Regions from separate parts of the Mus musculus genome. Here all the other regions are linked to region 2. Evidence: chromatin loops called from intact Hi-C (ENCODE). Cell type or tissue: left cerebral cortex. All regions are shown on one strand. Region 1 has its middle 110 kb from the start of Gm35033. Region 2 overlaps Gm14273 (predicted gene 14273). Region 3 holds the start of Mc3r (melanocortin 3 receptor).

Evidence for each region. A loop is a pair of places that touch in the nucleus more often than their neighbours do. Peaks named below come from ENCODE experiments on the same cell type or tissue, not always from the same donor. Only the 100,000 strongest peaks of a DNase experiment are listed, where the experiment ranks them.
Region 1: it touches region 2 in a loop (3-fold over the local background); 2 of 42 quality-filtered maps call a loop at or near these places.
Region 3: a loop joins it to region 2, with 6 times the contacts of the local background. A loop is called at or near these places in 22 of 42 quality-filtered maps.

The regions. Positions count from the first base shown.
Region 1 is chr2:170,880,829-170,888,828 of GRCm38, reverse strand. No RefSeq gene overlaps it. Among named protein-coding and RNA genes, the nearest start is that of Gm35033, 110 kb to the right of the region's middle. In left cerebral cortex, no CTCF peak of the experiment used is centred here; DNase peaks (open chromatin) are centred at 4,217 and 4,516.
Region 2 is chr2:172,325,539-172,333,538 of GRCm38, reverse strand. Gm14273 (predicted gene 14273) reads right to left here. Exons shown (of 5, transcript NR_166167.1): 2 at 3,017-3,192; 3 at 2,006-2,098. Among named protein-coding and RNA genes, the nearest start is that of Gm14273, 5.2 kb to the right of the region's middle. In left cerebral cortex, a CTCF peak has its summit at 4,167 (motif pointing right); a DNase peak (open chromatin) is centred at 4,166.
Region 3 is chr2:172,243,439-172,251,438 of GRCm38, reverse strand. Mc3r (melanocortin 3 receptor) reads right to left here and starts at 2,947. Exons shown (of 1, transcript NM_008561.3): 1 at 325-2,947. The coding sequence starts at 2,579. The coding sequence ends at 1,608. In left cerebral cortex, CTCF peaks have their summits at 1,891 (motif pointing right) and 3,104 (motif pointing left); DNase peaks (open chromatin) are centred at 1,945, 3,092 and 5,668.

The sequences.
Region 1 (8,000 bases), 1.4 Mb after region 2:
AGAATATTCTCTCCCTGCCTCTAGTAGACCTTTCCCACAGCGTGGGCAGAAGGAAGCGCGCAGTGAGCTCCCAGTGAAAGCCTCTGCTTCTTCCAGCACTGGCTGGGGACAGTCCTCAGGTGTGTGGACATCTAGGGCAACTTACACTGCAGCCCCTAAAAACTGTCTGAGGTCAAAGACGCTGCCCTCAGCGATCTCTAACTATAAAAGCTATTGATTCAACAACAGTCCCAACCAGGCAAGTTGGTGTAAGTGACTCGCCAACCAGAGCTGAGCGTCCTGTGCTCAGGTCCCACGTAGTTCATGCACGGTGAGGCTCCGGGTCCACAAAGCAAAGACTGGGTTAGTCAGAAGCAGTAGCCGGGACAGAGGCACACATACAACAGTCTGAGGAGATGTGTTAACCGTTCAGCGACCCATCAGCTCGGCAAAAACCAGATCCCTGACTTTGATGCGGAAAAGAATTCCGAGATGAGGCAGTAAGAAGTGGAGTCCAGGTTCGTTAAAAACAGAAGTGTTCTAAGAGAAAGCAGGAAGCACACCAACCGGGGAGCACAGGGAGGCTCCTCAGAAGAGCCTTGTTCCTTAAAGACCTTTTAAACACAGGTTTAGCGTTGAGGGTTAAGTGAATGATGTGGAGGGGAGGGTCTGGGGGCGGGGCACAGGAGGAGGCGGGGCAGGAAGTTGGGGTGCAACCCGGAAGAGAGAAAGCAGACAGCTTTCTTGTTTGCACGAATTCTTGTTTGTTAGCTGGCAAGAGAGGTTTCAGCTAGACTCTAGAGTGAGGGTCTCCTATTTCCCCTAGTGTCCATTTCTCTGTCTTGCTATACTGCCTCAATTTGACTCAACATAACACACACACACACACACACACACACACACACACACACCGGAAACCTTAAGGGACATCTGGCATCAGGAGAAACACAGCCCCGTCCCTGACTAACCTGCTGGCTCCTAACCTGTACTTCCTCCTAGCAAGAGAGGGCCAGAATTAGACCTTAGCTTTCAAGCCTGAAGGCCAGCAAGGTCTCTCCTATTGTTCCCGAAGCTTTTCTTCCTTAGACTAAACCACAGAATCATCAGAAGCCCCACTGAAGCCTCCTGTGGGAGCCCCGTGATTCTTATCTTCAAAGCTTTCTTCTTCTCTCCTCTGGCTGGAAATTTGCATGGCAGCTAAAGAAGAGTGAATTCGGTGGCTGGCTCCCTTTGATAACCAAATGCTCCTCTTCTTCTGCTTGCTTCTTACAGTTCTCAAAGAAGTCCAAGGATGAAGAAAATAAGTGCTTTATTGAGCTCTATGTAACCACTTTAGCTGGCCTGAGGAGCCATCTTCTGTTTTCTGTCATCAGCTGAAGTCAATTAATAACTTGGGCAGAAAGTATTAAAAAGTGACCACCGGTCCCAGGTTGAATGCCCGCACAAGAGCACACACATGATTGAGAAAATGAAAGAAACAACCTCTTTGCTCTCTGCAATCTGCTTTACCCTTAAGGAAACAGTCTGTACTAGGACTGGTTCAGGAATCATGAGACCCAGCACAGGCTAGGCTTAAGGTAAACTTGGGCAGTGTAACCCAAAGTGGCCTGGAAAATCCACTCTTGTGTTGGAGATCCGCCAGGCTGATTGACTAAAGTGCCATCCATGATGGTGGAGACTTAGGGCATTGCAGATGGAGATGCAGATGTGTCTTGAGCTGCCTGTGTTAGCCAACTCTGTGTTTGATCTAACGTCCTTTTCATCGCCAGTTAAATTCTTTGGGTTGCGTACTTTTTAATTTCTTTTACTTTTGAGATAATTACACCATTTCCCCCTTCTTCTTTTCTCCCTCTAAGCCCTACCATATTGCTTCTCCTTGTTCTCTTTCAAAGTGATAGCATCTTTTTTTTCATTAATTGTTGTTATATACATACATACATGCCTAAATACATAAATATACCCTGCTCAGTATGTATGTCACACACACACACACACACACACACACACACACGTATATGCTTTGAGGGCTGACCATTGGTTTTGGATAACCAGATCCTGTGTTCTATCCTGGGCAAGACCATTTCTCCTAATCTCAGTATTTCTTAGTTATCCATGGTTCTTTGTCTAGGGTTGCGGCCCCATGGACTCTCCCTATTTGCTTTGGCCTCCCTGTTGTTGTCCATGTCCAGCTCATGTTTAACAGACCATGGTGGTGAAACTTTATGGTATAGTTCTGACATTACTAGGAGACACAGTCTCATAGCAAACTCCCCAAGCCTCTAGCTATTACAGTCTTTGCCCCGCTTCCTCTGCAACGTCATTCCCCAAGCCTTAGTTGCAGTAGTGTTTTCTAGACATATGCATTGTGACTGAGCTCCACAATTCTGCACTTTGATTGGTTGTGGTTTTTTTTCTGTAATAGTCTCTCTATCTGTTGCAGAAAAAAAAAGTTTCCATAATGAGAGGTGAGGAATATTCTTACCTGTGGGTGTAAGTTCAAATATTTAGAGTATAGTTAGGGATTATGTTGTTTTAGTAAAGTGGTGGCTGTGGACTCCCCTTTACAATCCATCACTAGTCCTGGGTAGTTAGCTGGGTTTCTAGTATCAGGTCTGATTGTCTGTTGGTTACTGGTGTGTTAAAATGGTGGGTCACCTCTCAACAGCACACTAGGCCAAGACAGTTCCATGTGGAAGAGGTTTTATTGGGAGAGACAAGGTGGTGGCAGAAAGAGAGGAGGGGGAGGAGAGAGAGAGAGAGGCGTTCTCCTTATTTATATGGAAAGTGACGTAATGCAGGTAAAGGTGGGAGGTGAGCCAATTGGATTCTGGGACTATGGTGCCTGTTGCCTTGGAAACAGGTCTGTAGGTAGCACTGTCACCTATGTGATGTCATAGGTTTGGGAGGTCCTGATGCCAACAGTTACCACCAAGGTATGCGTGTCAGCATTGTACACTCACGGACATCAAGCCGTGCTGGTCTGGAGTGGATTCTCAACAGGCCTGTAGGCCACTTTCAGAGCGCTCAGAATGATGGAGATAAGACTTTTCTAAGCAAAGAGAAGAACTGGAGCCTCTACAGTTCATGCCTGCTCAAGAACGAGCCAACTTTCTGACTCCGGCGAGGACCTTAATTTATCAAGTAATGCAATGATGCACTGCCACAGTCTGAAGCCCAAGTAGCCAGCGGGGCTTGAACACCAACCAGCTCATTAGACGAGGACTGTGGGAACCACAGTCTAGAGTACAGAGGAATCCTTCTGTAGCTCTCCATGCACATTGTCTAAACAAGCAAGCGTGACTGTGTGCCAATAAAACTTTATTTAGAAAAGCAGAATGCTGCCTGGCCTAGGATCAGAGTTTACACCTCTTTCCTATAGGGACCTCTGTTGAGAACAGAAGGCCATAGGGGCAAGCTTCTATTTAAACAACATGGTGCTGATATGGCTATCAGGCACTGGGGATCTAAAAGGCTATGTTATACCAAATGGCTGAGGCTGACCATCCAGGGTCCCCAAAAGTAAACTGTGATGACTATATAAATCATTGTATAGCTATTTGGGCAGAATGCAGTTTTGTGTGATTCTGTACAAATGTGTCTTTAAGGTCAAGGGATTAGCCTCTCTCTCTCTTGTGTGTGTGTGTGTGTGTGTGTGTGTGTGTGTGTGTGTGTTTTATGCCTGTGTGTCTACCCATTGTGTGCCCTGAGTGGTGGTCTGCACGTGTCCCTGAACCTGCCTGAGTATGGCCAATATATGTCAATAGGTACCTGCTGGAGGCTGTTCGCCGAGCCACCTGTGTGCTGGTAAATAAAGTATGTCTTGGATCTCTGTGGCTCCTAGAAATCTCTCCAAGATCCGCTCTTCACTTGACCTTTCTCCTTTCCTGCCGTCGGAGCTTGGACTGTACAACCTCCATCTCTTATTCATGCCCCTGCAGGGCTGGAGGGTAAGTACTGAGAAAATGAATAACCTACGGGTGATGCAACCAAGTCCTTGGCCCTTTAGGCTTTCCGATGTGAGCATGCAAATATAAGACGTGCCATAGAACTAACTGCAGGCAAGAGTCATGAAGGCTTGGCAGGATGTGGAACAAAAACACCCTGCACTACCTGTGGAGCTGAGCCTGCTTTTGGGAAGGGAAGGAAGGAGGCACCACCAAGAGCCACAGGCAAGCAAAGCTGGCTGCTGTGTTCAGTAGGGGTGGGGGTGGAGGGAAGCAGGTTTGAAGGTTGGTGGGTGGCTCACTGCCTTCAGTTGCAGCAGCTGGAGTCTCTCCTCCTTCCCAGGCCTGCCTTTCCCAGCTGGGCTGTGCTTTCAGTCAGAGCTTCTCCGAGGCCTTCTCCTTCAGAAAAGAGCAGTCCTGGCAGCTTTGCTCTCAGGTATCTCAGAGCAACAAAGAAAGTCAAACCGAGTCTCCTTATTAGTTGTTATAGCAACAAAGCAAACACTGCTGAGGTACTGGAAATGCCAGGCAGGTGACACTTGGAGAGCTGTAGTCACAACACACCCTCCTCCCTGCCTGTGTGTGCAATGTCACACACAGACATCTTGGTAGCTGAGTGCTGGATTTCTCAGTGATGAATCGGGGTGGGGTTCCCTCTTGAGTCTTCAAACTCCAGCTGATTCCCCGTGAGCATCTTGAGTGGCCACACCTAGCTGGCTGCCCCCAGTTCTAAGTGCAATGTGAAGTTGACTGGCACTCTCCATCTCAGATTTAGTGGGCTCCTTAGTGGAGGACTTGCTAGCATTTACTAAGTGCGTTGAGATTATCTGGAGATGGCTATTCGAAGTGCAGATTTGGGCTCCACCACCATCCATGGAATGAATGTTTTACCAACAGTCAGAGACAGTGTGACCACTACCGCCTTACTTTCTCATAGATTTAGCCAACTGGTCACCAGGCTGTCCTGGGCCAGCTGGGCCAAATCAGATTGGTTCAAGGAGCTTGCATTGAAATGAGCCAGCATTAACTACCATACCTCCACCTGAAATTCAACCTACAGGATCCACCACCTCATTAGGGAACGGAAATAAATGCGAGGACTTGATGAGACTCTAAACACGTGTTCTGGCACCAAGGGAAGAGGAGTCTCTGCTGAGTTGGAACCTTGGGGCTGGGGGTCAGGGTTGGGATGGTTCTGTTGGTAGAAGTGCGGATTCTACAAATGTGAAGACCTGAGTTTGAATCCCTAGCACACACATGCAAGGTGCTGGGTTTCTCATCGAAGAAAGAGCAAGGCGTGGCTGTGTGTTCCTATGACCCTGCCCTGAGGTGGCTTCTAAGAGCTTCTGTTGGTGAAAGACCCTGTCTCAATGCAATAAAGTCACGATGATAACACCCTGTCCCAGCCTTGCCATGTGAGCCCATGAACCACACTCATATCACACACAGACACACACTCACACACAGTCATACAATACTACTCTCTGTCTCTTACACACAAACACACACACAAATACACACACACACTGTGTCTCCTCTCTCAAAGATAAGATATTGTTTTCCGAAATAGAAGACTATCCCTTCATATAGATGCATGTTATCTTTAGTGTTTCTTCTTATTTCCTAAACAATTGGATGAAATATTTTGAACTTATGAATTCGGCTTCTGAATTGAGAAGCACAATGTGTACAGTAAAGTGTAGGCCACCATGCCCATAGGTGAGCCGAACACTTGCATTCCAGAATTACATGATTGAATTCCAGAAATGCAAGCCATCCCCTCTGGTCCTTCCACGTTTTCTGTGTGCTTCTGCTTTCAGCTGGATAAATGGTCTTTGCAACAATGGGCTAAGCGTGCAAAGGAAAGCACGTGGCTTACCTGCCTGTCCTCTAGTCCTCTCTCAAATAACCCCAATACCACTTATTCCATGGTACAATTAAAACCCCAACTGAGTCAAAGAAGCATCTCAGAGTCTAGTCACCAGATTGCAGGTTCTTGGCAGCACTGGCGTGTGCCTTTGAACATAATTTTAATTATTACTAAGACTAGTGTTGCCCTCTGCCCGTATCTGCACTTGTATGTTCACCCTGGAGGGGAAGATTTACAAAGCCAAAACTTAGTTCAAACCAATATCCCAATGGCTATAGGGCAGATAGCAGCATGCCAAGTGTCTCCTGGTATGGCCTGAACATCTAATAACAGATAATATATAGGGCTCTTATTATCCATAGTGAAGCAGAGGCTGGCAGCTACAATGTGGTTAAATACCCTGCCCCTTGTACTTATGAATAAAGCTTTATTTTTTTCAAACAGGGAGGCAATACACAAAGTCCAAAATACCCATATTCTAATTCTTTCTAGAAGTTGTCTCTGCCCCCAGGTTGCCTGTCTTGGGGAAGCTTACATTCCAAACTTGGGAATTTGGTGTCAGGGGTCCTAATGCAAGTCTCCCACCTAGCAAGTCTGTGTTCATGGCTGTAGAGGTTAAGTTTCTTCATAGTGTTTGAGACTGCCCATGGAGAAAGGGGAGAAGCTAACTAAACTTCACAGAGCTACAGGAGGAAGTCAACGACACGACACAGAACAAATAAATGTCTCCAACAGGAGCCAGGGCCAGTGTGTCTAAGTCTCTTTCTTATCGACGGCCCTTTCCCTGAAGATCTCCAATGAGACCTTGCTTGCAGCTACCTCCGTTCAGTAGCACTTCTCTGCACATCATTAGCTCAAGACTCGCTTTGGCAATTTCGACTTCATTAAAATTATAATTATTTCTTTCGTTGCCTTTCCTTTATCTGCTCCTCAAGCTCCTCATTGTCTGCCAAGGCCGAGGGAACCTGGGAGAGTCGCTTATGAGACTGCAAAAGCAAAGGAAAAGAAAAGAAAAGCCAGGTAGAGCCGGAAAGGAAATGGAGCAGGGCGGGGAGGGGTGCTAAGTGTGCATGGCGAGCTGCATTGTTACAGACGAAAATGGATCCATCTGGGAGAAGGAAGAGCAAAAATTACGTGGGGGGAAAAAAGCTGCAGAGAACCCAGACAGAGTGCAGGTGCATTCTGGGAAGGCCATCAGACCCAAGCCATTAAGTTGCCCTAATCCATTCATTAATTATTAGCTGACTTCAGACCTCTCTCCTGAGATCTCTCCCCTCCTGGGAAAGGTCCTACCCGAGGTGTCCTTGGAATCTCAGCTCTGGAACAAGCAGTGCATTTAGCTTAGCAGGCTTGGGTTTTTAGCTAGGCTGAAGATATGGGGTTATAAGGTGTGTCTATCTCCCCTTTGAGCCTTTCTAGAAATGCTCAAACAGCAATGGGATGTTGAAGTGTTTTGTGGGAGCCTCTGCAATATATATATATATATATATATATATATATATAATTCTGAAACTCATTAGGTATTTTCTTCCATGAAAATAATGGATTCAGAGGAAGCTGGTGTGCAGAAGTGTGCATTCAAGGTGAAGTCTCCCATATACAAAGAACCCCATTCCGAGGATGTGAATCTGACCTTCTCTCTCTCTCTGTCCATCTGACACGCATCTATCAGGGGTCCAGGCTCAGCTCTAGGGCTGAACATTGTAGTTGTCAAACTCAGCAAAGACCATCCAGGATGATTTGAACTCAAGATACAAGGTGCTAAGTGTGCATGGCGAGCTGCATTGTTACAGACGAAAATGGATCCATCTGGGAGAAGGAAGAGCAAAAATTACGTGGGGGGAAAAAAGCTGCAGAGAACCCAGACAGAGTGCAGGTGCATTCTGGGAAGGCCATCAGACCCAAGCCATTAAGTTGCCCTAATCCATTCATTAATTATTAGCTGACTTCAGACCTCTCTCCTGAGATCTCTCCCCTCCTGGGAAAGGTCCTACCCGAGGTGTCCTTGGAATCTCAGCTCTGGAACAAGCAGTGCATTTAGCTTAGCAGGCTTGGGTTTTTAGCTAGGCTGAAGATATGGGGTTATAAGGTGTGTCTATCTCCCCTTTGAGCCTTTCTAGAAATGCTCAAACAGCAATGGGATGTTGAAGTGTTTTGTGGGAGCCTCTGCAATATATATATATATATATATATATATATATAATTCT
Region 2 (8,000 bases):
TGGCAGACATCTCAGGGAACGGGCACCTCCAACATCCTGTCATCTTCAATGCAATCCAGGCTTCATTTTCACAGGCAGTGGCCTCCCGGGGCTTTCATGAGGGGTGCCCATCATGGGCTGCACTCAGCAGATTTCCTTAACCATGGAGGAAGACCCTGCAAGCCTTAACTTCCATGTCCCTTGTGACTGTAAAGCCAGAAGCTCATGGTCCATGCTGCCAAATTTGCCTGCCTGCTTGGCATGACTTTGCCTGCCTGATTACCTCCTCCTTGAATTACATAGGCATACGTTTTGATTGCTGCTGCTTTGTAGGAATGGAAACTTTCTCAGACCTCTTCCTTTCAACAGTGGCAGGATCAGCTGGGTGGGGCCTTGTCCTGGAGGGCGACTCTCTTTCTTCCACATCTCATTGGGTCTCTGTCTTTCAGCACAAGCCTGGGCTCCGTCATTAAATCTCCTGGTGTGCTTCTTCTCCCTAGACTGTACATCTGGTGTTTCTTTTTGCCCTGCTTGCTCTTTTCCATTTAAAGGCGCGTAATAGAAGGGTTATTAATAACCGTGCAACAGAGCTAATATCAGTCTGTCCTGAAGTCTCGTCTTCCAATGAATTAGTCCCAGACTTTTCAATTTAGCAGGAAGCAGATCCTCTTTTTCAATTCTAGCTGTCTTGCTGTGCATTCCCTCACTCAACCCCATGTCCCCTCCTCCTCCCCTCCAACCTTCCTGTTCCTGTCCTCCACAAGGCTGTAGTACACCCATAAAACCTATTCTATTCTCCCTTCAGTATGTCTCCTATCGCAGTCCTTTCTTCTATGCCAGTGGTTCTCAACACTTTTTAGCAAAGCTCTGTCTCAAAAAACTATTTAATGTATGATTCACAAGAGTAGCCAGATTACAGTTATGAAGTAGCAACAAAAATAATGTTATGGTTGGAGGTTACCACAACATGGGGAACTGTATTAAAGGGTCATAACATGAGGAAGGTTGAGAGACATTGAGCTATGCCTTACCTCTCTGGGTCTATGGCTTGTGGCTTGGTTATCATGTATTTAACAGCTAGTATTTACATAAAAGTGAATACATGACATATTTATCTTTCTGGGTCTGTGTTACCTCACTCAGAATGATTTTTTTTCTAATTACACCCATTTGCCTGCAAATTTCATTATGTCATATTTATTTATTTTTTATAACAGCCGAGTGATACTCCGCTGTGTAAATGTACCACATTTTCTTTATCCATTCTGTTGAGGGGCATTTAAGGTGTTTGCAGTTTCTGGCCACTATGGTTAGAACAGCACTGAGCACGGTTGAGCAGGTGCCCCTGTGATAGGATGGAGCATCCTATGCCTAAGAGTGACATCGCTGGGGCTGGAGGTTCATTGACTCCGGCTTTCGCAGGAACTGCCGTACTCATTTCCATCGTGGCTGTGCAGTTTGCCGCAACGGAGGACTGTTCCCCTTGACCCACATTAAGGGCAAAAACCAACCACAGAATGTATCACCAGAATGGTCTTTAGTCCAGCTGCTGGTGCCCTCTGAAAGCTCCTGAGCTGGGCCTCCATAGCCCACATTGGTTTCAATACTATAGCCTTCCAGGCTCCTACTAGTATGACTCTTTAAGTAAGCCTTGCTCACAGCATTCAACGTTACAGCATTCACCTGCTTTCCTAGTCCAAACTCCCAAAGTATCTGCATTCTTTTTTTTTTTTTTTTCTGAGACAGTGTTTCTCTGTGCAGCCCTGGCTGTCCTGGAACTCACTCTGTAGACCAGGCTGACCTCGAACTCAGAAATCCACCTGCCTCTGCCTCCCAAGTGCTGGGATTACAGGCATGTGCCACCACTGCCCGACCCTCCGCATTCCTTTAAAGAGCAGCATGGCAGGCCAGTCACAGCAATACCTAACTCCAGCTACCTACTGCTGCTTTGGTTATTTTTCTATTACTGTGACAAGACACCATAACCATGGTGATTTATAGAAGAAAGCGTTTATCTGAGGCCTACCGTTTCAGAGACATGGTTAAGAGTCCTCATCCATCATGACAGAAGGTGGGTGAGCCCAGAGCTAGAGAAGTAGTCGAGAGCTTACATCTCAATCTGCAAACAGTATGGGGGGAGAGAGAACGAGAGAGAGAGAGAGAGAGAGAGAGAGAGAGAGAGAGATAACTAACTGGGGAGTGGTGTAAACTTTTAAAACCTCAAAGCCCATCCCCAGTGACACACCTCCTTAAACAAGGCCACGCCTCCCAATCCTTCTCAAACATTTCCACCTACTGGGGACCATGCATGAAGCAGATGAATCTATGGGGCCATTATCTTCCAAATCAGGACACAGATTAACAGTGGTGGGGTTACTTTTGGGAATACAGCAAGGTGGCTGCACAAATGATCTCTGAGAGACTGTAATGACACGGGCAGAACTTGTACAAGCTCAAGCCAGACTGAGGTCCCCGCACAGAGCAGTAGCTTCGTAAACCAGGGCCCAGGTCTAGCCAGGAAGCTGTTTGTAAAGGATAGCTGCTGGGGGAGGGAGAAGCGGCTGTCATCCATGGAGTGACACTGAGCATGCCCATTGCAGTCGAGGACCAGCTTCATGCTCAGGAGTCATTGGCCAATGCAAATTGGACTCCGAGTTTTTCAGTACCTTTGGTTTTTTTGTTTGTTTGTTTTCTTTCTTTTTAAAAATTCTCTTTCTTTTTCTCTTTTTAAGAGAGAGAGGAAGAACATGAAGTTGGGTGAGTAGGAAGTGGGGAGGGAGTTGGGGAATGGAAAAGAATATGATTATACATACCGTATGAAATTCTCAAAGAATACTAAATAAATAAATAAGACCCCCCATGGCTCTGTCAGACTCCCTGGGTTACACAATTTCCCAACTCTTGGTGATAATCCAAGTTTCCTCCTCTACTTGCCAAGAGAAAGCCTTTACTTCTCCTTTTCCTCCTCCTCTTCCTCCTTCTCTTTTCATTTAGACAGGCTCTCAAAATTGTCCAGGTGGCATTTGAACTCACTGACCTTGAACTTCTGATCCTTCTTTTTGTACCTTCCAAGTGCTGAGACGACAGGCTTGCACCACCCTGCATGGCACACGATGGAATCCAAGACTTCGTGCACACTAGGCTAGTACTTTGCCTCAGTCCTGGCCTTCAGTCTGCCCGAAACTTCATTAACCAGGGAAGATTGAATTAAACCTGCAAGAAGGGAGCCTCAGTCACACATCTGGAAGAACCCAGCCCAGCTTTGACTCTTTTGCACCTGCCCACCCTAAACCTCTCCCTTCTTCTAAAATCACCAGCACCTTTATTCTCTCCCACCAGGAAGAGAGATTTAAACCTCAGCCGTCTGACCTTCAGAAGATCTTCTCTTCTCTTCTCTTCTCTTCTCTTCTCTTCTCTTCTCTTCTCTTCTCTTCTCTTCTCTTCTCTTCTCTTCTCTTCTCGCCATACCCTGTTTAGCTGCTGCTCACAATAATAAACCTGTGTGGTGTCTCTCCTGTTAGTCTGTCTATTGTCTATTGTCTATTGCTTGTACTAAAACCATCGGACCTTCAGAGGAAAACAGAACACTCCCAAGGGCTCTAGTTAACATTGAACAAGATTCTTAATGAGATTTTTTTCTCCCATCGGTGAATGGTGCGGGAATACCCCTGCGTCCATGGGATGACAATATTCTGAGTTTGTTGGGTGCTTAATCCCATGATGCCCACCTCTTCCCACTGTAAGGAGTGCTGGTGATGATCATGGCCATGTTTGCAGCATCCTTTAGAGGAAGCGCAGGCTTAATGTTTCCAGCTGCTGTTGGTTCTTGGCACTACAACCCCAAAAGTCTGGCTTCATTTAAATTTTCAAGTAAGAGAACTGAGGCCTCAGAAAGGTGAAGGAGGATGGGGGTGCTATCCCACGTGGCTGGCCAGTTCCTGGGAGCTCTTCCTGTTCCCGTACATTTCTGGCATGCTTGATGGGGGAGAGCTGCTGGCTTTGTTGGGAGACACTAGGTAAGAGGTTTCAGGGGACTGCAGAAGCCACCCCGGCATGACGGCGAGTTGCGGAGTTGCGAGTTGCGTGGCTCTGAGGCTATCAAGTGCAGATTGCTTTGGTCAGTCGCCACAAGAGCGGCTCTCAGCACAGGGCACCCTTGTAGCAGACACCAATACCCAGAAGGTGGCGCTGTAGGCTCTCCCACGGCCACGATCACAGAGGCAGAGCTACAGCAGCCCATAACATTTGCGGTAGTTTTGTGAAAGCTGTAATTTGCAAATGTAAGTACTTAAAAGATGATTTTCCTGAGTTACAGAGTCTTTCCACCTTTCAACAAAACGCCTCTGTGTGAGTGCAAATTGCTTCTTGTGGGATGCTGCCATTCCTCCATCACACTGGGGGACACAGGGCTAAATACAAAGAAACGAACCATTGTTGGTTTATTTCCTTATTGAATATTGTTAGCATGTTCAAAACGATCCTGTGCTTGTACAAAAGGTACTATTCAATGAACATATCTCCAAAGAGTATTATGCAAACACAGCATGCACAGATCTGCAGTTGAGGGCTCTGGGCCTGAGAGACCCCGAGTGAGTGGCGGCTGTGGAACCAACATGGTGGCATGTAAATCCCATTCCAGAGTGGTGCCTGTTCACAATCCGGGTTATGGGTTACCAACTAAGGACCCTTAGCCGTGCAGACTGTTCCATTGGCTACTGGCTGGAGAAGGACAAGCAGGGTGAGCAGAAAGGAGAGATTTCTTGGGAAGACAAAGCATTGTCAGGGTGCAGCTGTAGTTGTGTTGGCTCTTTGCAGTTTGCTGGGGTAGAAGTCACATAGCCACATACAGTGGGAACTGACATACCATGGGGCAGGAGGTCATTCTAGAATTTGGGTTATCCTGGAGTCAGAGGTCACTCTGGAATTTAGGGTACACTGGGGTAAAGTTTGGGATATACTAGGGTGGGAGGTTGCTGGGATTTGGGATATGCTGGGGAGAAGTCTGTCTGAGATCTGGGATATACTGGATGGGAAGTCACTTCGGGATGCTAGTGGTCAGTCTTCGCATGCCCTGTGCACTGGAAGCTTACGTAATTGAGCAAACCAATAGAGGGAAGCACTGCGCAGGGGACCGTGTGTGTCTGAGGAGCCATTGCTCACTCGTTCCAGGCCAGTACTTCCCGGCTTGTATACCTCAAGTGACCAACCCTTTCATCAAAATGCTGCCGGAAGGAATCTGCCTCCTCCTACCCAGGGCTGGAGGCTGCTTCTGAATCCCCTGGCTCTGGCTTAGCATGTTGATTAAACTCTGATCAACAGGGTTGGTTGAGCAGAAGTCATGCTCCGTGTGTTGTGAACTCAGCCTGCAAAAGGTCTTCCCTGGTCCTGCTGTTGTTTCTAGAACTGCGGCTACCTCATGCACAGGTCTGGGTAGCCTGCTGGAGGCTGACACCCCAGCTAAGTGCCGCTGGGTAGCTGATGTCTGCTGAGCAGGAACCATCTCTGCAGGTTGTGAAGTGGTGGTTTGTCACACAGAAGACTCTGCTAATTGACTTGCGGGATGTAAAATCTCTTGTGTATTTCTCTCTCCCTCGTCTGTCTCTCTCTGTTTGTCTGTCTCTGTCTGTCTGTCTCTCCCCCTCTCTATTGGTCTGTCTCTCTCTGTCTGTCTCTGTCTCTCCCCCTTTCTGTCTCTCTCTCTGTTTGTCTGTCTCTGTCTGTCTGTCTCTCCCCCTCTCTGTTGGTCTGTCTCTCTCTGTCTGTCTCTGTCTCTCCCCCTTTCTGTCTCTTTCTCTCTGTTTGTCTGTCTCTGTCTCTCTCTCCTCCTCTCTGTCTTACTGTCTCTCTCTCCCCCTCTCTGTCTTTCTGTCTCTCCCTCCTTTCTGTCTTGTCTCTTCTGTCCCTGTCTCTGTTTCCCTCTCTCTCTCTCTTTCTCCCCCTCTATCTGTCTCTGTCTGTCTTTGTCTCTGTTTCTCTGTATCTGTCCCTGTCTCTGTTTCTCTCTCTCTTCCTGTCTCCCTGTCTGTTTGTCTGTCTGACTGTCTCTGTCTCCCTCTCTCTGTCTCTATCTCCCTCTCTCTGTCTCTGTCTGTCTCTGTCTCTGTCTCTGTCTCTTTTTATCCATGACTGAAAAGGACGAAGTATCATGTCAGGAAAGTGTAGAAGCAATGCAAGCTTTTGAATTTTTGGATTTTTATGGCATTTTTGAACATACTTGTTCTTTTGGTCCCTTTGCCCACTCTCCCTGCCCCATCCTGCTCAACTCTTGCTGGGTTCTCTCTTCCCTGAAATGTCCCCTCTGCCTTGATATCACATGTATTTTCCAAGCCTCACGTAAAGATGTCCGCTTTCTGCTAAGACCTCTTCTTCCCTCTCACTGTCTCCTCTCTAGCTTCATGGCTCACACGACCTAAGTCAGCAGGTGCTTTACCAGCTGGGCCGTCTTCCAGCCTTTACACCAGTTTTGGAGACATTAAAAAGCTCTTAAATACAATCTTGGTCATACGTGCCAACCAATAAGAAACAGATGTAATTCTCTTAGCGTCGCCAAAGTAGAAAAGAGGACAAAAAGTTTCAGGATGGGAGTGGCCTCTGCCTCTTGCAGGTGACCCTCGAGGTATTTGCTGGATGGTCTTACGAGAGACAGAGGAACGTGGCGCCTCGTACTGTCACACAGTGCAGCACAGCTTGCTGTCCTCCAGGTTCAGACTTGGAGAAGGCCCTCCTTTGTGCTCATAAAAGCTTTCAATGTCATTTCTATCCCGCAAGCCAGCTCTTCTGTGCAGGTAAATGCATTCAGCGTCGTTCCCATTTTGTGCAATGCAATTGCTTGGGCAAATGACTTGGGATAAGAGCAGGGGCTGGGATAAGAGCAGCGCTAGCTTTTAGAGCATATTCTCTTCAGGTGTGGACAGGGGACCACCTGCCCAGCATCACCTGGGACAGGGGACCACCTGCCCAGCATCACCTGGGACAGGGGACCACCTGCCCAGCATCACCTGGGACAGGGGACCACCTGCCCAACATTACTTGGGACAGGAGACCACCTGCCTATCATTAATTGGGGCAGGGGACCACCTGCCCAATATCACCTGGGACAGGGGACTGCCTGCCTAACACATCTGAGATAGAGGAGCACCTGTCCAGAATCACCTGGGGACAGGGGACCAACTGCCTAACATCTGGGATAGGGGACTACCTGCCCAGCATAACTTGGGACAAGGGACTCCCTGCCTAACATCACCTAAGACAGGGCATCACCTGGGACAGGGGACCAACTGCCCAATATCACCTGGGACAGGGGACTACTTGCCCAGCATCACCTGGGACACGAGACTACCAGCCTAACATCACCTGGGACAGGGGACCACCTACTCAGCATCACCTGGGACTGGGGACACCTGTCCAGAATCACCTGGGACTGGGGACACCTGTCCAGAATCACCTGGGACAGGGGACCACCTGCCCAGTATCACCTGGGCAAGAACAGTAGAAGGACTTCTTTGATTCACACATTTCTGGGTCCAAGCTGAAGACAGGTTCAGAGTCTGTGGCAAATAGTGCAACTGTCTGGAGTGCACTGGAAGGGGAAGGAGGAGGCACTGTTGCCCAGTGGTGAGTTCCTGGGAGACTTCCCCCCTTGTTAAGTAGAGAATCTTAAAGGTCTCAGTGAGATGCTGAGCTGTGACCTAGGAAGTGTGGAGGACTGGCTTTGATTTGGCTTCTAGAAGTGTGTGTGTGTGTGTGTGTGTGTGTGTGTGTGTGTGTGTGTGTGTGTGCATGTTCATGTGTATGTTCATGTTTGTACATCTGTGTGAATGTGTATTCCTGTGTGTGTTCATGTATGTGCATGTGTATGTGTGTGTGTATGTGTATATGTTTATGTGTATCTACGTATGCATGCGTGCGTGTGTGTGTGTGTGTGTGTGTGTGTGTGTATGTCCGGGCCTTATGCATGGTGAGCCCTACCACTAAGTTACACTCTCAGCTTTCGGGAGAGAGTTGCTTAATAAGGAAAGCTG
Region 3 (8,000 bases), 82 kb after region 2:
TTAAGGTTGATTTATCTTTATTTTATGTATGTGGGTTCTTTGTCTGAATGGATGTCTGTGCACCACGTGCATGCAGTGCCCTCAGAGGCCAGAAACGAACGTCAGACCTGGAACTAGAGTTACAAATGGTTCTGAGCCACGATGTGGGCTCTGGGAATGGAACCCCAGCCTTCTGCCAAGATCAGCCAACGCTCTTAACCACCGACCCACCTCCCCTGCCCTCAACACTCTTTTAATACCATCTGCATGGATCCTGTGCTGTGTCTGTTTGTGGGATGCACAGGGTGACTCCGGGGGCGCACCACAATCTCACACGTGTTTTATGGTCACTGAAACCAAAGCCTTTATTATCTCCCAAGCATCACGATTAAAGCAAGAGAGAAATGATGTCTGTATCATGCTAGCAGGAGAAACTCAAGCACGGTCCCTCCACCTCATGTATTCAAGAGCAGGAGAACACAGACCGAGGGAGATATCACGAGCTGAAGTTGTCTAGGGCAAGAAGGGATCTGGCTGTTGCCAGCAGCACACAGCGGTGTTATACAGCAAGCCTGTATGTGCATCTTCTTGCCCCGCAGTGGTGGGAGTGACTGCTTTACTTGACAGGGTTACAGAAGTTGCCGACAGGGTCATTTGACTTTAACACGGCATCTAGCAAAAGAAGCAACAGCCAAGACAGCCTCTCTTATAAATGATGTTAAAATAACCATTTGATAGACAACGCACTTACCAGGAGCCGGAAAGGAGCTTGGGAGTAAGTAAGGAGAGAACAAGGAGGCAGACCCAGCTGCTCAAATGATCACCAACGGCAGCAAGGCAGTTTCTAGTGAAACGCACACCTTCCTGCCTGCACTTTCTTCGCGTTTGAAAGGCAGAGACGAAACAGTAGAAGACCATCGTTTTGTTTGTTTGTTTGCTTGCTTGCTTTGTTCTTTAAAGAGTAACATCTACCTTGCAGTGGCCAGGATCCTAGGACCTCTCACTGACTAGAGCGCTTTGATGTATTAGGTTTGAAGCTTAGATTTTAACGAACAAAACTCCAACAATAATAACAACCATGACAACGGCACAGGGAGAAGGGGGTCATGTCTCTGTGCAGGGGTTCGGGGAGGCTGGCACAGATGTAAGTTCTGGAAGGGAGCAGCAAATATCACATTGTTTTCAGGGCTTCACTCAATCTCCCACAGAATATGTGCAAAGCTCTCCCGGTAGTGGTCAGGAGGTGGCCGCTGTGAGCCAGGATGCTTGCCGGAAGTCTAAGCACTCTTTCTGCTCACGAGAGCCCTCCGGTCTGGTTGGCTTGAAGCACAGTTACTGGTACAAAGCCAATAAGCAGGCAGGGGCCACAAACCCTGGGTGCCTAGCAATGAACACAGATGACACTCAGGGCTGCTTTGCCTGATTCTTCCAGGCTATGTGCTAGATCAAACTGACTTACCCACACACAGATCCTCACAGACAGCCCATCCTACGCCGTGTCCCGTCTGCAAAGGGCCACGAGCTTACAGACGAAGCCAAGCACAGTTCCAGCTCCTAACACCCTTTTACGTCCCGTCTGAGCGTTGTTTTTGTCTCTTGGCTGGATGTGGAACACCTCCACGGGCATCCTAGCCCAAGTTCATGCTGTTGCAGCCGCAGAGAATCTCCTTGAACGTGTTGCGCAGCTCCAGGCTGCGGAAGGCGTAGATGAGGGGGTCGATGACGGAGTTGCACATGATGAGAACCAGGTAGGTGTTGAAATGGGCCGTGTAGCAGATGCAGTAGGGATTGGTGGGGCAGGTGATGATGAGGACCAGGTGGAGGAAGAAAGGCGCCCAGCAGAAGATGAAAACACCCAGCAGGATAGTGATGGTGACAGCCCCCTTCATGCAGGAGTGCTGCTGTGGGGCCACCACGCCAGCAGGGGGCAGCACTGCGATGCGCTGGACGTGGAGCCTGGCGAAGAGGAACATGTGGATATATAGGGTGCCCATGAGGAGCACCATGGCGAAGAACATGGTGATGAGACACACGATGACCATCTTGCTCTCGGAGTAGATGATGAACATCACGCCGCAGATGCCGCAGCAGACCCAGATGACCCCGATCAAGGTGAGGGCTTTCCTCACTGTCATGATGCTGTGGTACCGAAGGGCATAGAAGATGGTGACGTACCTGTCGATGGCAATGGCCAGGAGGTTGCAGATGGAGGCCACCAGGGAGATGCAAATCATAGAGTCGAAGATATTATCCATGTGCTGGATAAACTGGTCCTCCAAGGTCAGGGAGTCGCTGTTGATCACGGCGATCATGATGGTCTCCAGGGAGTTGGACAGGCTCACCAGCATGTCGGCTGCAGCCAGGCTGCACAGGAAGAAGTACATGGGAGAGTGCAGGTTGCCATTCCTGACCACAGCCAGGATCACCAGGATGTTTTCCATCAGACTGACGATGCCCAGAGCCAGGAAGACCTCCGGCTTGATGAAGACCTGCTCACAGAACCCACTGCCGCTCCGGTTGCTGGCAGGAGGGGCTGCAGGGTGCTCAGAGAGGTTAGGCAGCATCGGAGAAACAGAAGACAGGCAGCAGGAAGAGTTCATGGTTAACAGCAGGTCCAGTCCCAGCTGCGGCTCCTGCAGGGTCCTGAGCAAGCTGCTGGGGAAAATTCTCCTTCTAGGTGCTTCTCTTGTGGATGCTGTCCAGTCTAGACTTTAGTTTCTCCAGAGAGGGAGAGATAGATAGATAGATAGATAGATAGATAGATAGAGAGGGAGTGGGGCTTGGAGACATAGAAAGAACTTTCCTTTGCGGTCTCCAGCAATCAGTGCAGAGTCTGATCAGCCTGCCTCATCCCCTCTAGCTCTGACCCTCTCTCTCCAGTCTTCTCTCATCCCCACCCGACACCCGTTGCTACAGTTACAGCTCTACTTCTAGCGAGCCAGGGGTTGTGGGACTTGACGCTAGATGTGAGAAGAGAGAGCACTCGGGTTTTATGCATCGGAACTCCTACTTCATCTCCAGTGCAGCAAAATGACCACTGAGCAGCTGGCACTGTCTGACTGACAGCAGGTCGGGGCTCCGGGTTCCACCGGGGAGATGAGGAAGCAGATTGGCGCCCCCTGCAGTCCGGACTGCTCACCTGCGCTCGTGTAGGAGTAGTTCGGACCTGCCCGGTAAAGAGAGATCAGCATTCATTCTGCTGCTGGCCGTTTGTGGGTTGGTATGGGTCAGGTCTGCACTGGGTGTAAGAAATACAGAAGGAAACAAGAGAAGCGCTGGCCCAGCCCTTCCCCCGACCCCCGCCACCGCCAACCAGCGTCTAGGATGGAGGAAGAGAAATCAGAGAATTGTGCTCACACATTGACAATATTGCAGCTGTCACCCAGGAACTCCATAGAGAAGCAAGTAACACAGTCACGAGAATTACACCAATTTTTGTTTATTTCCAAGAACACATAAAAATGAAACCTGCACTAATAGTTCATTAAACGTGCAATTTAATAAGTCTAAGACACAATATGCATGCCTTCATTTAAAAATAGTTTATTATTAAAGTATGTCAACTGCTCCTGGCCCTTCGGGGAGTCTCAACCTTTTTTGCTATGGGAGGAGAGTGTTTGGCTCCAATGTTGATGGCTCTTGATTGGTCAGGGCATGATTTCTGGAGGCTGAGGTGGTCATTGCTACTTTCTAAATTACATCAGCATCTGGACCTGGTAGAGATGTAGGCTGGTCTGAGCAGAAGTTTCCTGTTTGTGTCAAGTTGGGATGTGACAGATTCATGGCCAAACTATCTTGGGCTATTTTATTTTCTGCAGACAGGGTATCACCTATGCCAGGCTGGCTTTGAACTCACTATGAAGCCAAGGATAAGGTTAAACTTCTGATCCTCCTGCCTTTGTGTGCCGACTGCAGGGATTGCAGGCACATCACCCCGCCTGGCTTCTGAGGTGCTGGGGATTGAACCCAAGGCTACATGCATGCTAGGTAGGCACTCTACCAACCGAGCCACATCTCCCAGCTATCTTTGGCTATATTTAGACCATATAATAGCCATCCTGTGTGTGATGTAATATTATATTGTGGGTATCACCTACTACGGGAGACCTTTGGGAATGTAATAAATTTGCAGATCACCAATTCCCACCCACCCCACCTCACGACACAGCATCAGAAACCCAGAGCAAGAAGTCCCCAGCTTTGCTGTAACCTGCCTACATGCTATGCCCACTAATATACTTGAAAGATACCATGATTTATTACTTTCTTTTGTTTTGTATTTATAAAACCACATGAAAACATTCCCATACTGCAACCTGATTTGGAGATGAGCTGAAGCCATATATATGTACCAGGCGTAGCCACTCATACTTGCTTCCAAAATAAACAACCTCTGGCTCCCTTTGAGGTGGGAGCTGTGCTTTCTTCTGACTTCAAGATGCTGAGGTAGGAGAGTTTTGAGTCCAGGTCCTGCTTGAGCTACAGAGTGAATTCAAAGCTAAACTGGGCAACTTAGTGAGACCCTGCCTCAAGATTAAAAACATGAAGAGGGCTGGGATGTAGCCCAGTGGTAGAGCACGTGTCTAATAAGTAAGGAGCATGAGTTTGATCCCCAGTGCTCCAAACCAAACCCTGGACGTCAATGAAGCTGCTAGACAGATGAACCTTCCAGTTTCCTGGCTTTTCTGTGCATGATTCCATGCTCTTTGCTAGCTTTTCACTTGCAACACAACTTCTCTTTTTAGATGGGAGCTATACTTTGCAGACCCTGCCACACGTAGCCTGACCAACTGAGCCTGTACACTACAGTATAGCTCAGGGTGATGGACACAAATCAGGAGATCATGGGGGCAAAGGGGAGGTGTTCTTTGCCAAGGACCCGTCCTAGACTGCGATATAGATGTAGGTTTGGACTTTTATGAAGAGGTGATATCCAGTGTGTGAGTTGGTGGGGTGAAGGTTGGGGCTGAAGGATGTGGGCGGGACCAAGGGAAGAGCTGTCTCTGGGAGGGTTGAGGTAGAGGAGGGCCCTGGGCAGAGGCCCTACCATGCTTGAAGTCTGGAGGGAATAAACATCTGGGGCAGGTGGGCATGAGGACCCCACTGGACCTCTGCATCAGAGTCACCTGGAGCAGTAGGAGCCAGGGCTATGCCATTTTGGTTGGCCTGTGACAATTTTCAAAACTATAGTAATTTGATAACCAGAACTTAAGTATTGAAGTTTCCTGGATGCTTTCCTCCCTCTGGACTCACAGTAATGGGCAGCCAGGAGAGACGGGTATCGATCACCTGACATTCTTTAACTGACTACTCACTGGTTACCCCTAGCAACAGCCAACTGTGGCCCAAACAAACTTTTCAATTCGTGTAGAAGAAAATTTAGGATATCCATAAAATCTCCCAGCTGAGGAAATTATTTTAAATGGGCAGCGTCAAGTTTACTACATAGATGATTGTTGAACAGGCAGAAGACAAGCCAGGATGGATCTCAACTTCCCCTCACAGACACAAGTACCCTCCTTCCCACGCTGATAGAAAACAGAGAACGGCTGGCTGAGAAAACTGGGTAGAGGATGTGGATATGAGTTCATGTAAAAGTAAATGTGACTGGATGACAAATCACCGGGGAGGCGGGGATCTGCAGCTCAGGGTGGGTTTGGGATTCTGTTTCCCCTGTTGGATTTCAGGGAGTTAAAGAGCTGGCAGGCTCTGCAGAAAATGTGAGCATTCTCTCACCACCTTCTTAGTGTTTGTAAACAGATCCACAAGCTGTCAGCCTCTGCTAAAACAAGACTGATCCGGGGGATGGGAATCTCAGCCAGTGAGCCGAGGGGTGTGAAATACTACTTCACCGATTGTCAGCCCTTTAATGTAATTTCCTGATTCTAAGCCGCCTGGGTGCAGGAAAACGATCTTTAACTTCCTTCGACTTCTTATCATCAGGGTTGTACCCAGAGCTGTACTCATACCACTTGGGTCTGTGTGTTTGAGGGCTCTAGTGTCGTGGGTAAAGCTGGGTCGCAAGGCAGGGGCGTTTGATACCCACGAGGTTTTTCCTGTTCTGTACTTGGCCTGGGAAGACGTCCTGGTTTCCATCTTCTGGAAGAGGACATGGAGACTTGATGCTTCCAACATGCATCTTTATGTGATAGCACTTTAAAACGGCTTTTGCCTTTGTTTTTTAAAGCCACAAACAAACAGACAAACAAACAAACAAACAACGACAAAGCACCCTAGCTTAGAATCCTCACTTGGGCCCACCAGGTAACTAAAAGATCGGTGAAGACCAGGGACTTCTGCCCTCATCTGTGTCTGCCTACCTAACCAAACTTAGTATCCCTCTTTAGGGCTGATGACAGAATGGACTATTGTCCCAAACCAGCGTCTACCTCGGACGACTCTTCACTTTAATGAGTGAAGGCACGTAGATCCACAGACCCAGTCCCTCCAGATGGGGGCAACTGTCCCTGAGGGTGAGTTTCTGACCTCACCATCTTGTACACTAGTGACCTCTGGGGATAACACCACCCCACAGCTGAGACAACAATAGATCAGTGACGGGCAAGATGGTACCTTGGCCAGGACTACATAAGCATGTCTACCTTTAGCTTTCATTTAGCTTAAAGCTCAGCTCAGTGCTCAAGAGATAGACTTGCTGTAACATGGATTAAATCTCTTCTCTATGTCTTTCACTGTTACATGCCTATTTTATATTTTATGTGAGCCTGTGTTTGTGTATGCACACATATATGGGTATGTAGTTGCAAAATGCTTGCATGTGTGTATGTGGGGGCCTGAGGCTAATCTTCAGTATTTCTTAAGTGTTCTCCACCTTGCTTTTGAGGCAGGGTCTCTCACTGACCTCAGAGCTTGTTGGTTACACTAGGCTAACTAATCATTGACACGCCTCTCCCCCGACCCCCCAGAGATTGGATCCTCTTGCCTCTGTCTGCAAAGCACTGGGATTCCCATAATAAACACACCCAGATTCTTTGTGTGTTTACAGGAGAGTTCAGAAGCAATCTTCGGGCTTTGCAATAAGCACTTTGCTGACGGAACCATCTCTCCATCTTTACATGTTGGCTCTTTAATTAGAGTATTGGATTGAGCGTTGGAGCTTGGCTTGTCGTAGCTGCTGGCTGGGGATTTAGTCCTAAAACTGTGTCTATACTCCAACTGCTAAGGATCACCTAGTTGGCCTCTGAACACCACCTCTCCCCTGGTTTTTGAGACAACCACACAGATGTAATTTTTCATTTCAGTGGAACCTTCTATAAGTAAATTGACTTTATCTTAATAATTGGAAGATATGACAGTGTCTGCCCGTGTTTGCCATCTGGTACCAGCACACGTGGGAATTCCTGTTTTGAATCTGTGGTCAATAGCCATCCTAAACATTTAGAGCGGATTAGTAGAAAGTCTACCCAGATGTTCTTTGTACTCAAAAAAGCATCTACAGTCATGGAGCTGGCATATTCCTGTTATCTTTCAAGAACTAGCTTAAATATCAACTGAAAAACATTTTTCCCCTCAACTTTCACATGCCAGCTTAGCCTCTGTACCACAAAATCTCCAAAACCAGGCCAGCAGAGCTCATCACACCTTTTTTTATTCTCAAAAGCACACAAAAGAAAAAAAAAACAATACGTGAGTTGGACTTCATCAAAATGAAAAATTTTGGATTTTAAAAACTACCAAGAAAGCAAGGAAACAACCCACAGGATTGGAGGAAGGCATTGGAGAAGAGACAGCCTGCTAAGTGGGTGTTTTAGGAGATGCAAAAAAATGTGTATAATCCAACCAGAAAACCAAATTAAAAACAGCCAGTAAATTATCTTCATCTGATTATTATGCATCATATCATATCATATCATATCATATCATATCATATCATATCTAATCCCATAAATATGTCCAAGTATTTATGCACTGATTAAAATATATTAAAATAAGTACCAAGGGATTTATTTGGTTAGATACTTCACCATCAACAAGCACTCAATATCATTAGCTATTATAGA